Regions from separate parts of the Homo sapiens genome. Here region 1 is linked to region 2. A link is an interaction called in ENCODE POLR2A ChIA-PET data of the cell type or tissue named here. Cell type or tissue: A673. All regions are shown on one strand. Links, peaks and the distances in the headings refer to the core of each region. The heading gives the core; the rest is flanking DNA.

Region 1 (5,371 bases), core at 85-5,084, 150 kb after region 2:
CTGATTTAGTAAGCATGGACTTTACCAACTTCATTGTCGGAAGCAACCTAATTTTTAACACTATTACTGTTTATTAAAAGTTCCTTCCTCCAAGAGAAACTTTTTAAATACTTTTGATTCAATCCAATAATCTCAGGAGGAGACTTTTAAAAGTTCATGGAAAATGTGTATTATGAACAAATCATGCATGGATTTCAAAATTTTTTTACACCAAAATAAACTCATACTAACTTGTTATAACATGTATGAACAGGATCTAGTTTGAGGTACTAAAAAGAATAAGACATATGTTTGAAAAGAGCCCCTATCAGAGCAACATGTATTCTGTTAAAATTGAAGCAAGGACAAACATCAAATTTATGATGAACCTTGGGTGAAAAAATGGTGAAATCATTAATTCTTTACCAAAAGTTTATGGGCACAATGCCTCAAAGAAATCAGTATTTTATAATTGGAGAGTTCACTTTAAGAAGGGATGCTGGGCGCGGTGGCTCACGCCTGTAATCCCAGCACTTTGGGAGGCCGAGGCAGGCGGATCACCTGAGGTCGGGAGTTCAAGACCAGCCTGACCAACATGGAGAAACCCCGTCTCTACTAAAAATACAAAATTAGCCAGGCGTGGTGGCACATGCCTGTAATCCCAGCTACTAGGGAGGGTGAGGCAGGAGAATCACTTGAACCTGGGAGGTGGAGGTTGCGGTGAGCTGAGACCGCGCCATTGCACTCCAGCCTGGGCAACAAGAGCAAAACTCCGTCTCAAAAAAAAAAAAAAAAGGGATGAGACACTGTTGAAGAGGAAGCCTGCAGTGGCAGACTACCCACATCAATTTGCAAGGAAAAAATTAATCTTGTCATGCTTGAAGGCAATAATAAATACAGTGGTCCGTTTTCAAGACAAAATGCCTTACATGGGCTTAGGTCAGCAAACTACAGAAGAAACAGAACATACTAGACCCCTACTTGGACAGCTGATGCCTGCTTGTCAGCCTCCCTCTTCCCCCGCACTTCTCTTTCCCCCCTTAGTTGCCTTCACCCAAACCAAAAAAGTTTAGTATAAGATGAAAGTTTACTAGTCTGCAAAATAGCTCATTTTGTCTTCTCTTATCAGCCTGCCCAGCTACTTAGGTCATAAGTTAAATACTTGAATTGCCCCTGACCTAACTAGGATTGCAATGCATTGTGGGCTGCAATAAAATGCAGCAAGACAACCCTAAGAAAACCCTAAAGCCCCTACCCGACAATTAATAGTCAATGTCTGGGAAGATTGTGACCCCATAGTACGCAGCCTGTGAGAAACCAGGGGAGGGACCTGCACACTAGGGGATAAATTGCTTGTTAAAAAACTGTGCTGGGGGCCAGGTGTGGTGGCTCACGCCTGTAATCCCAGCACTTTGGGAGGCTGAGGCAGGCAGATCATGAGGTCAAGAGACCATCCTGGCCAACGTGGTGAAACCCCGTCTCTACTAAAAATACAAAAATTAGCTGGGCATGGTGGCATGCACCTGTAGTCCCAGCTGCTCGGGAGGCTGAGGCAGGAGAATCACTTGAACCTGGGAGGTGGAGGTTGCAGTGAGCTGAGATTGCGCCACTGCACTCCAGCCTGGTTGACAGAACAAGACTCCGTCTCAAAAAAAACAACTATGCTGGGGCCTGGTGTGGTGGCTCACACCTGTAATCCCAGCACCTTGGAAGGCTGAGGCGGGTGGATCACCATATGTCAGGAGTTTGAGACCAGCCTAGCCAACATGGCAAAACTCCATCTCTACTAAAAATACAAAAATTATCTGGGCATGGTGGCAGGTGCCTATAATCCCAGCTACTTGGGAGGCTGAGGCAGGAAAATCACTTGAACCTGGGAGACGGAGGTTGCAGTCAGCCAAGATCGTGCCACTGCACCCCAGCCTGGGTGACAAGAGCAAAACTCCATCTCAAAAAAATAAAATTTAATTTAAAAAAAACTGTGCTGGGTGTGCCTGTCTATCAGACACCCAATCTTGCAAGACTGTCATTAAAAGTCTCACTTTTGCTGTTCTCTGGGTCTCTGAGACAATTCTTTGGGTTTGGATGGGTAAGTTTGTTTCTCACATGCTCTCATAAAAGACGACCAACAATTAATAGCAGAAACCAAAGCCAATACCATAGACATCTCAATTGGTTTGGCTCACACAATTCTAACTGAAAAATTTAAGCTGAGCAAATTTTCCACTCAAAGGTTACTAAAACTGCACACCCAGATCAGCTGCACACAAGAGCAGAGCTTTCCATGGAGATTTTAAACAAGTGCGATCAAGATCCTGAAGCATTTTTTTGAAGAATTGTAACAGGACATGAAACATGGTTTTACCAGTACAATCCTGAAGGCAAAGTATAATCAAAACAATGGATACTAGGAGGTGGAAGTGGTCCAGTCAAAGCAAAAATGGATCAGTCCCAGAGCAAAGATCATGGCACCAGTTTTTTTTGGCTGCTCAAGGCATTTTGCTTGTTGACTTTCTGGAGGGCCAAAGAATGATAATTTGTGCTTATTATGAGAATAAGCAGATATGCTTATTATGAGAAAGCCAAAACTTTAGCAAAAAAAAAAAAAAAAAAAAACTGCCCAGGAAAGCTTCACTGGAGAGTTCCCCACCATGACAATGCTCCTGCTCATTCCTCTCAAGCAAGGGCAATTTTGCAAGAGGTTTAATGGGAAATCATTAGGCATCCACCTGGCAGTCTTTATTTGACTCCTTCTGACATCTTTTTGTTTCTTAATCTTTAAAAATGTTTAAATGGCACCCCTTTTTTTTTTTAATAATAATGTGAAAAAGGGCTGGGCACGGTGGCTCATGCCTGGAATCCCAGCACTTTGGGAGGCCAAGGTGGGCAGATCACCTGAGGTCAGGAGTTCAAGACCAGCCTGGCCAACATGGTGAAACCCCGTCTCTACTAAAAATACGAAAAATTAGCCAGGTATGGTGGCGTGCGCCTGGAATCAGCTACTCGTGGGGGCTGAGACAGGAGAATCACTTGAATCCGGGAGGCAGAGGTTGCAGTGAGCTGAGATTGCACCACTACACTCCAACCTGGGCGACAGAGTGAGACTCCATCTAAAAAAAATAAACAAAATAAATTTTAAAAAATTTAAAAAGTGAAAAAGAGTACATTGACATGGTTAAATTCCCAGGACCTGAAGTTCTTTAGGGATGGACTAAATGGCTGGTATCATTACTTATGAAAGTGTCTTGAGCTTGATGGAGCTTATATGGAGAAATAAAGTTTTTATTTTTATTTTTTAATTCCATTTTTTCCATAAACTTCCTGAAGTTCCCTCATATTAGTGTCAGCACCATACTTTACCCTGGAAATGATTACTTGGGGGGTAGGAGAAGAAAGAAATTCAAAGAGTTAACTGCTGTAAGAGCTGAAATCACGAGACACTTTTTTTTTTTTTTTTGAGACGGAGTCTCGCTCTGTCGCCCAGGCTGGAGTGCAGTGGCGTGATCTTGGCTCACCGCAAGCTCCGCCTCCCGGGTTCACGCCATTCTCCTGCCTCAACCTCCCGAGTAGCTGGGACTACAGGCGCCTGCCACCACGCCCGGCTAATTTTTTGTATTTTTAGTAGAGACGGGGTTTCACTGTGTTAGCCAGGATGGTCTCAATCTCCTGACCTCGTGATCCACCCCCCTCGGCCTCCCAAAGTGCTGGGATTACAGGCATGAGCCACCGCGCCCGGCCACGAGACACAATTTTTCAGTGATTTGCTTACTACTCAAAACTCCACCTGTGGTGATAGTTACATAACTGTGCACATATTTAAAATCATGGCATTGTCTACTTAGAGCAGATGAATTGTATGGTATGTAAATTATAACTCAGTAACTTTTTTTTTCCAAATGACTGGGGGAAGAAATACCTCTGTATCTCCACAGTTAGAAAAATCTCTCTCCAGTACCAATCCTCCAAAGGTATTATTGGGAGTGGGGGAAGTCCAAGAGTAATTTGCACTGAAATACGGCTTTCCTAATCTGGAAACTCTGTTTCCAACATTTTTTGTGCCAACCCTACTGTCTTTTGAGCGCATAATTCTTATTTTTACTACTAGGTAAAGAGACACTTAGAAAGGTTGGGATTACCACTCGATTCCACTGTGTACAGGAGTTTACTTCCAGAAACAATTCACTTGCAAGATTCTCTGTTCCCTTGCTCCACTTGATTCAGGGATAAATATTCTCTGAAAAGGAAAGAAACCGTGTATTTTAAATTTTCATTTATATTCGTCTCATCTTCCTTAGTAAGTTATATTGAGGACAGATTTCTGCTGTAACTCCCTTTATTACCAGTATATTATCTGTTAAAATGAATATTATTGACTATTTACTGACTGCTCTTTGAAAAAGTTGGGAAGTTAGGTGAGCAGAATGCTGTTTATATGGAAACTTCATCATGTTGCTGTCAGTGAATAGACACAATGGGTATAAAGATTTTTTTATTTCTTTTCATTTTTTAATTTTTATTATTATTTTTTTAAGACGGAGTCTCTCTCTGTTGCCCAGGCTGGAGTGCAATGGCACAATCTCAGCTCACTGCAACCTCCGCATCCCAGGTTCAAGCAATTCTCCTGCCTCAGCCTCCTGAGTAGCTGAGATTACAGGTGTGTGCCACCTTGTCTGGTTAATTTTTTATTTTTTTAGTAGAGATGGGGTTGGGGGGGGTGGTCTCACCATGTTGGCCAGGCTGGTCTTGAACTCCGGACCTCGTGATCCACCCACCTCAGCCTCCCAAAGTGCTGGGATTACAGGTGTGAGCCACCATGCCCAGCCTGTTTTTTTACTTCACAGTATAATAAAGATGGCCAAGCCAGGCGTGGTGGCTCACGCCTGTAATCCCAGCGCTTTGGGAGGCCAAGGCGAGGCAGATCACAAGGTCAGGAGTTCGAGATCATCCTGGCTGACACAGTGAAACCCTGTCTCTACTAAAATACAAAAAAAACTAGCTGAGCATAGGTGGTGCATGCCTGTAGTCCCAGCTACTCGGGAAGCTGAGGCAGGAGAATGGTGTAAAACCTGGGAGGTGGAGCTTGCAGTGAGCCAAGATCGCGCCACTGCACTCCAGCCTGGGAGACAGAGCAAGAATCCGTCTCAAAAAAAAAAAAAAAAAAAAAAAAAAAAAAAAAAAAAGATGGCCACCTTTTAAGCCCAAATAAGTCATCTAATAATATAGTCTTAGTAATTTTATTTTAGGACTTGCCCACCTCATTCTTTCATTCATTTTGTTTCATCTTTGGCTAATTCTTTCCATCTTTATTGTCCCGTTACTGATAATAATAGAATATGACTTTGGCAGGAAACAGCTCTTAAAATGATCTATTATGGGCTGGGTGCAGTGGCTC
Region 2 (5,371 bases), core at 204-5,203:
GAGGTCAGGGGTTTAAGACCAGCCTAACCAGCATGGTGAAACCCCGTCTCTACTAAAAATACAAAAATTAGCCGGGCGGGGTGGCACGTGCCTGTAATCCCAGCTACTCGGGAGGCTGAGGCAGGAGAATGGCTTGAACTTGAGAAGGGGAGGTTGCAGTGAGTGGAGATTGCACCACTGCACTCTAGCCTGGGCAACAGAGCGAGACTCCATCTCAAAAAAAAAAAAAAAAAGAAAGAAAAGAAAAAGAAAAAAAAAGATTCATTCAAAGAGCACAGGAAAAATGGAACTAAAGTGGTGTTTTGGTGGTGGGATAATCAGAGTAGGTAGGGGCAGTGAAGAGAACAGGGCTGTGACCTAGGTGATGAGCATCTATCAGGGTGGTAATGGAAGGAATAGAAAAGAGAATGAAAGGGGGCAGTCAGGAGGAGAGACTGAGTTGCTATCCAAGGCTGAAAAGAAAATCTTGGGTGCAGCTGGGGACACGAAGCAGCTCTGGAAGCCTAACTGCGATGGAGATTCAGATGTAGGAGCCAGATGCGCAGAAGTGTTGCTGGTGCTATAAAAGAGGGCGGAGGCACTGCCAGAGTGGGCAGTGAGAAGACTTCGAAGAGGGTCAAGGGCAGAGCAACAAGGAGAGCCAGTATTTAGGGAGTGGGCGGAGCAACAGGAGCCAGGAGAGAGGAAGGAGAACCTGGCTTCCTGGGGTCACAGGAGCCAAGGGAGGGCAGCTTCAGGAGAGATCAGGGGAGTGCGTGTGGAAGAGCACCATAAGAATGCAGAAGATGCTAAGGCCCTGAGCTGCTGGGTGACCTCCGAGTCAATCCGAGTGATGGGAGGGGCTGTCAGCCTGCAGTGGATGAAGGAGGATGGCAGGGAAGACTCAAGGACCCTTGGTGTTTAAGGGGAGGAGGAGGAGGATGTCAACTTGCAGAAGGAGCTGGAAGGGGACAAGCTGGAAGTCCTAGGACAGAAATAAATGATGAGGTGCAGGTACGGTGGCTCACACCTGTAATCCTAGCACTTTGGGAGGTCCAGGCGGGCAGGTCACCTGGGGTCAGATGTTCGAAACCAGCCTGGCCACATGGCAAAAATCCATCTCTACTAAAAATACAAAAACAAATTAGCCAGGCAAGATAGTGGGTGCCTATAATCCCAGCTACTCGGGAGGCTGAGGCAGGAGAATCGCTTGAACCTGAGAGGTGAAGGTTGCAATGAGCCAAGATTGTGCCACTGCACTCCAGCCTGGGCAACAGAGCGAGACTCTGTCTCAAAATGAATGAATGAATGAATGAATGAATGAATGATGAGCAAGTTTCTGATGTAGGGGTGGTTTGGACAGGACCCGTTCTCCCTGGGGACCAGTAGGAAGGAGAAGGGCGTGGAGATAGTAGCAGCGTGGGGTGACAGTGGAGGCGATTCCCCGGCAGGCTCTATCTGGGCATTCCAGGACAGTGGGAAGTGGGCCGCGGCTTTGTGTTTGAGGAAAGCCTGAGGGGAATAGAAGGGGCTGCAGTGCCTGGTGGGAGATGTGGTAGGGAGTCAGGTGGAGTGGGTGTGGGGGCCAGCTGCCCAGGCAGAGAGGAGAGGGCACTTGTATTTACTTGTTCCCGGTTTCCCTCCATTGTGACTATCCTGAGGCAAGTGAGTATTTCTCCATCGTCTGACACAGGGCCATACCTGCCACACCATCAACTCAAGAAAGCCTTGTAGATGCTGCCCACTGGGACCAAACAAGTGGCTGGGGAAGGCCGGGCAGCTTCCCCTCTCCCATGGTAAACGGGGGCTGGAAAAGGGACAGCTGTCTTGGCCAACTCCTGGAGGAGGCCTTGGTATTTTCTTTTTCTCCCCAAGAGGGTGCACAGGAAGCGAGGAGGAGAAATGGCTTGGAGCCCTGGGGCTTCAGCCAGAAACCGCTGCCTCAGGAGGGTTTCCTCATCCTGGTGTGGCAGATCCCAGCCCACCCAACCCAAGCAGGGGGCTGGAGAGAGTTGTGTGTGTGCACAGCCGGGTTGAGACCACCTCAGTTTTTCTTTTTCTTTTTTTTTTTTTTTTGAGATGAAGTTTCACTCTTGTCGCCCAGGCTGGTGTGCAATGGCGCGATCTCAGCTCACTGCCACCTCCGCCTCCCAGATTCAAGTGATTCTCCTGCCTCAGCCTCCCAAGTAGCTGGGATTACAGGCGCTTGCCACCACGCCAGGCTAATTTTTGTATTTTTAGCAGAGACAGGGTTTCACCATGTTGGCCAGGCTGGTCTCGAACTCCTGACCTCAGCTGATCCACCCACCTTGGCCTCCCAAAGTGCTGGGATTACAGGCATGGGACACCGTGCCCAGCCAGTTTTTCTTAAATCATCCTCTCAGTGTGCTACGTGTGTCCTGGACTGTCTTCTCAACTGGACTGTAAACTCTTCAAGGTCAAAGCTGATTTTGTTTTCCTGTTCTCAGCATCTGTCATAGGCAGGTGTGCTCATCTTTTGTCAAATGAATAAATAACCAAAAAAGACATGCAATGAACTAGTTCCCACGCCCGTGTCCCTGCCGCAACTATGAGGGAAGACACGTGGGGCCTGTGCTACCCAGTTGCCTGAGCCCAGCGCCTCTGGACACCTGGGAGGACATGTGGGGTGCATAGTGTGGGGGGCCCTGGCCTTGGGCAGTCCCTGGGTTGCTATGGCTCCAGGCCTTACCTCTTACTGTCCTTCTCGCAGGCCTTCCTCCACCTTGGGTGCCTCCTGACGCCTGCCCCGGAAGTCTTCATCTGAAAAGGAGAGGGAAGCTGCCTCATCCTCTACCCTGCAGGGCCTCGCTCAGGCACGGCCCCTAGACTGGGCAAGAGAGCTGACCCGACTCTCTCTGCCCCCTTCATTTGGGACCCATGCAGATCCCCCCAGGTAGACGATGCATGGGTCCAGGGAGAGAGGCAGCAGGACACTCAGGTGCTGGCCAGGGTCCACCACTGAGCTCTGAGACCTTGGACAAGTTCTCCCCTCGTCTTTGGGCCTCAAATTTCCTCATCTATAAAATGGGATGGAAAAGCTGGACTATCTAGATGACCTCTGAGGCCCTTCCAGTCCTTGTTTCTGGATGCCTCCTGACCCTCGAATGTGGCATGAGGATCAGGGTTCAGCTGCGGGCCCAGGAGGGTCTGAGGCAGAGTCTTCTGGCCCACGTGGCCTTTGGAAGGGACTGGGTGAAAGTTGAGAAGCCTCTGGGCCCACAGACTGAAGCTGCCCAGTGCTTGGTTCTCAGGCCGAGGGTCCCCCATGGGGGCAGGCCTGTCTGCCACCTCACACCCAAAAGAATATTCCCCAGAAACAGTACCTGGCACTTCATGCTACAGGTACACATCTAGGTGGAAGTAGGGCTAGGGCCCCTTTTCAGGGGTTGCAGAAAGGGGGAAGCAATGTCGACCAAGTCAGGGGGATCCATATCTTTGGGTCACCTGCCCACCAACCCTCAGTGTGTTCCTCCAGGGGACAGGGCGGGTGCTCCCATGAAACACCCAGGAACTCCGCTGGGAGATCACCGATCATAGAGAAGTTGGAGCTTACGACTCCCCTCCAGCCTCACCACACGCGTGGCCCTCCACATCATCCAGGAGGTTGGCTGTTGACGCGGCAGCCCCCAGCCTGCCAGGCCATTCAGGAAAACCGTCCCAGGGATGAGGGGACACTGCCCTAGTCCTCCCAGTCCCACTGACTCTCTGCCCCACCCCTCAAAGCTCTGGAGGTACCTGACACACCCACCTGACCCCCCACACCCTTAGTACTGTCCCCCAGGCTCATTTTCCTGAGGTCAGTGGTATGGCCAGGCCCTGACACTCTCGCCCAGCTTACATCTCTGGGGATGGAGAAACAGCTTCCTCCCTGTTTCCCTCTGGCTGCTGAGCCTCTGCTATCCTAGGCCCTGTTTGAGAAGCATGAATAGGAGTTCTGATAAAAAGGTGGAAAGCCGTATTTCTACTCGAGGAAGGGAGGGCCAACATGCTTGGAGTGAGGAGGACTCGTGCACCAGTTCAACTAGAGAAATGAAGGGAAGGTTTGATATTGATGGAAGAACCACTTTTTCTCCCAAGAAGTACATAACCTCAGACCAAAAAAAAAGTTAATAGGACAACTTCTGGGCCTACAGAAGGGAGACAGGAGCTGCTGCCCTGCTCCCTAGGCCTGGTCCCTGGTTGGCAACGAGAGACGGGCAGTGGACTGGTGGCCAAGCTCATGGAGGAGAGGGGAGGAGGAAGGGAAGGCCACAGAGCCGGGTTCCACTCCCAGGGGAGGGCACAGCTGCAGGGAGTCCAACAGGGGTCTTGCTCCATGGCCCTTGGCTTCCACCACCCCCACCAGTGCCAGGCTGGAAAGGATACGACTGATGCTTCAACAAGTGTTTCCTCTTTGACTTCCTCATTTTGGTCTTCTCTGAGAAGGCTCGGGCAAGTTCAAACAGTTTCCTCCGGGTGGCTGGGGGCAGAGAGACCTGTGAGTCATTCTCTCAGCAGCCAGCACACCAGATGGCCTCCTCCCAGGTGTGGGAAAGGCCAGGGGAGGACCAAGGCCCCCCGGAGAGGGAGCAGGGGGCAGGCAAGGGTGGGAGCTGAGGAGGGAGAGATGACAGGAATCGCAGACCCCTGAGGACGCCACCCCAGGAGCAAGAGGCTACATCCTGGGTCAGCCTGCAGGGGCAGCACAGGACACCCTGAGCCAGGCCCAGGGACCGCAGGCGGCTCAAGATCCAAGTATTCCCTCCCCAGCTGCAACACACTGCAACGCATCTTGGCTCGCTTTCCCGCCGCCACCGCCTTCCCGCCCCTCCCCTAGCCACCTCCAAAGTTGGTTCTGGGATTTCCATGACTAATCCGAGATTTTCCTTGAAATGGAGCCTGAAAGGATCGCAGCCTCATTCACACATGGCTGTGGGTCTGTGTGGCGGGGAGGTGAGGGGGAGGGAAGGGGGCATTCAAGGCTGGTAGGACTTTGTGGAAAGAGGTCCCCCACCCCCACAGAGGCTTAGCAAGGGCCTCTCTGTGCAGTCAGCTCCGGCCAAGCCTCCTCGAGCCACAGAGAACGTGAACATGAGGATTGCGGTGAGGGCATGTGTGGCACGTTATTTTTCTGCAGACATCTGGCTCAAGAGGATTTAAAACTTAATTTGTATCTAGACTCAGCTGTAGAGGGAAGTGAGGCAGGAAGGCTGAGGGAGCCAGCCTGCGATGAAAATGTCACTGGTTCACCAAGAGTCAGCTGCATTACATGTGCTGAGGGGCTCCCTCACTCCTGGGAGGCCACAGGGCCTGTCTCAGAAAAGCTGGGGAGGGAAGCGGGGCCTGAGTGGGACTCACACTTTCCCATGTGTTTCAGCTTGTCCCTGAATAA

What was found. Peaks named below come from ENCODE experiments on the same cell type or tissue, not always from the same donor. Only the 100,000 strongest peaks of a DNase experiment are listed, where the experiment ranks them.
Region 1: POLR2A ChIA-PET joins it to region 2 with 9 read pairs; 29 of 35 experiments call an interaction of 5 or more read pairs at or near these places.

What each region holds. Positions count from the first base shown.
Region 1 is chr17:58,011,843-58,017,213 of GRCh38, forward strand. No RefSeq gene overlaps it. Among named protein-coding and RNA genes, the nearest start is that of SRSF1, 7.3 kb to the left of the region's middle. In A673, for the core only: no CTCF peak of the experiment used is centred there; no DNase peak of the experiment used is centred there.
Region 2 is chr17:57,863,785-57,869,155 of GRCh38, forward strand. It overlaps CUEDC1 (CUE domain containing 1), which reads right to left. Exons shown (of 11, transcript NM_001271875.2): 7 at 5,338-5,371; 8 at 4,366-4,459; 9 at 3,573-3,631; 10 at 2,690-2,760. The coding sequence ends at 2,693. Among named protein-coding and RNA genes, the nearest start is that of MRPS23, 16 kb to the left of the region's middle. RefSeq lists enhancers at 4,130-5,329, 4,343-4,432, 4,847-5,371. In A673, for the core only: CTCF peaks have their summits at 4,632 and 4,839; no DNase peak of the experiment used is centred there; H3K27ac peaks cover 1,475 bases.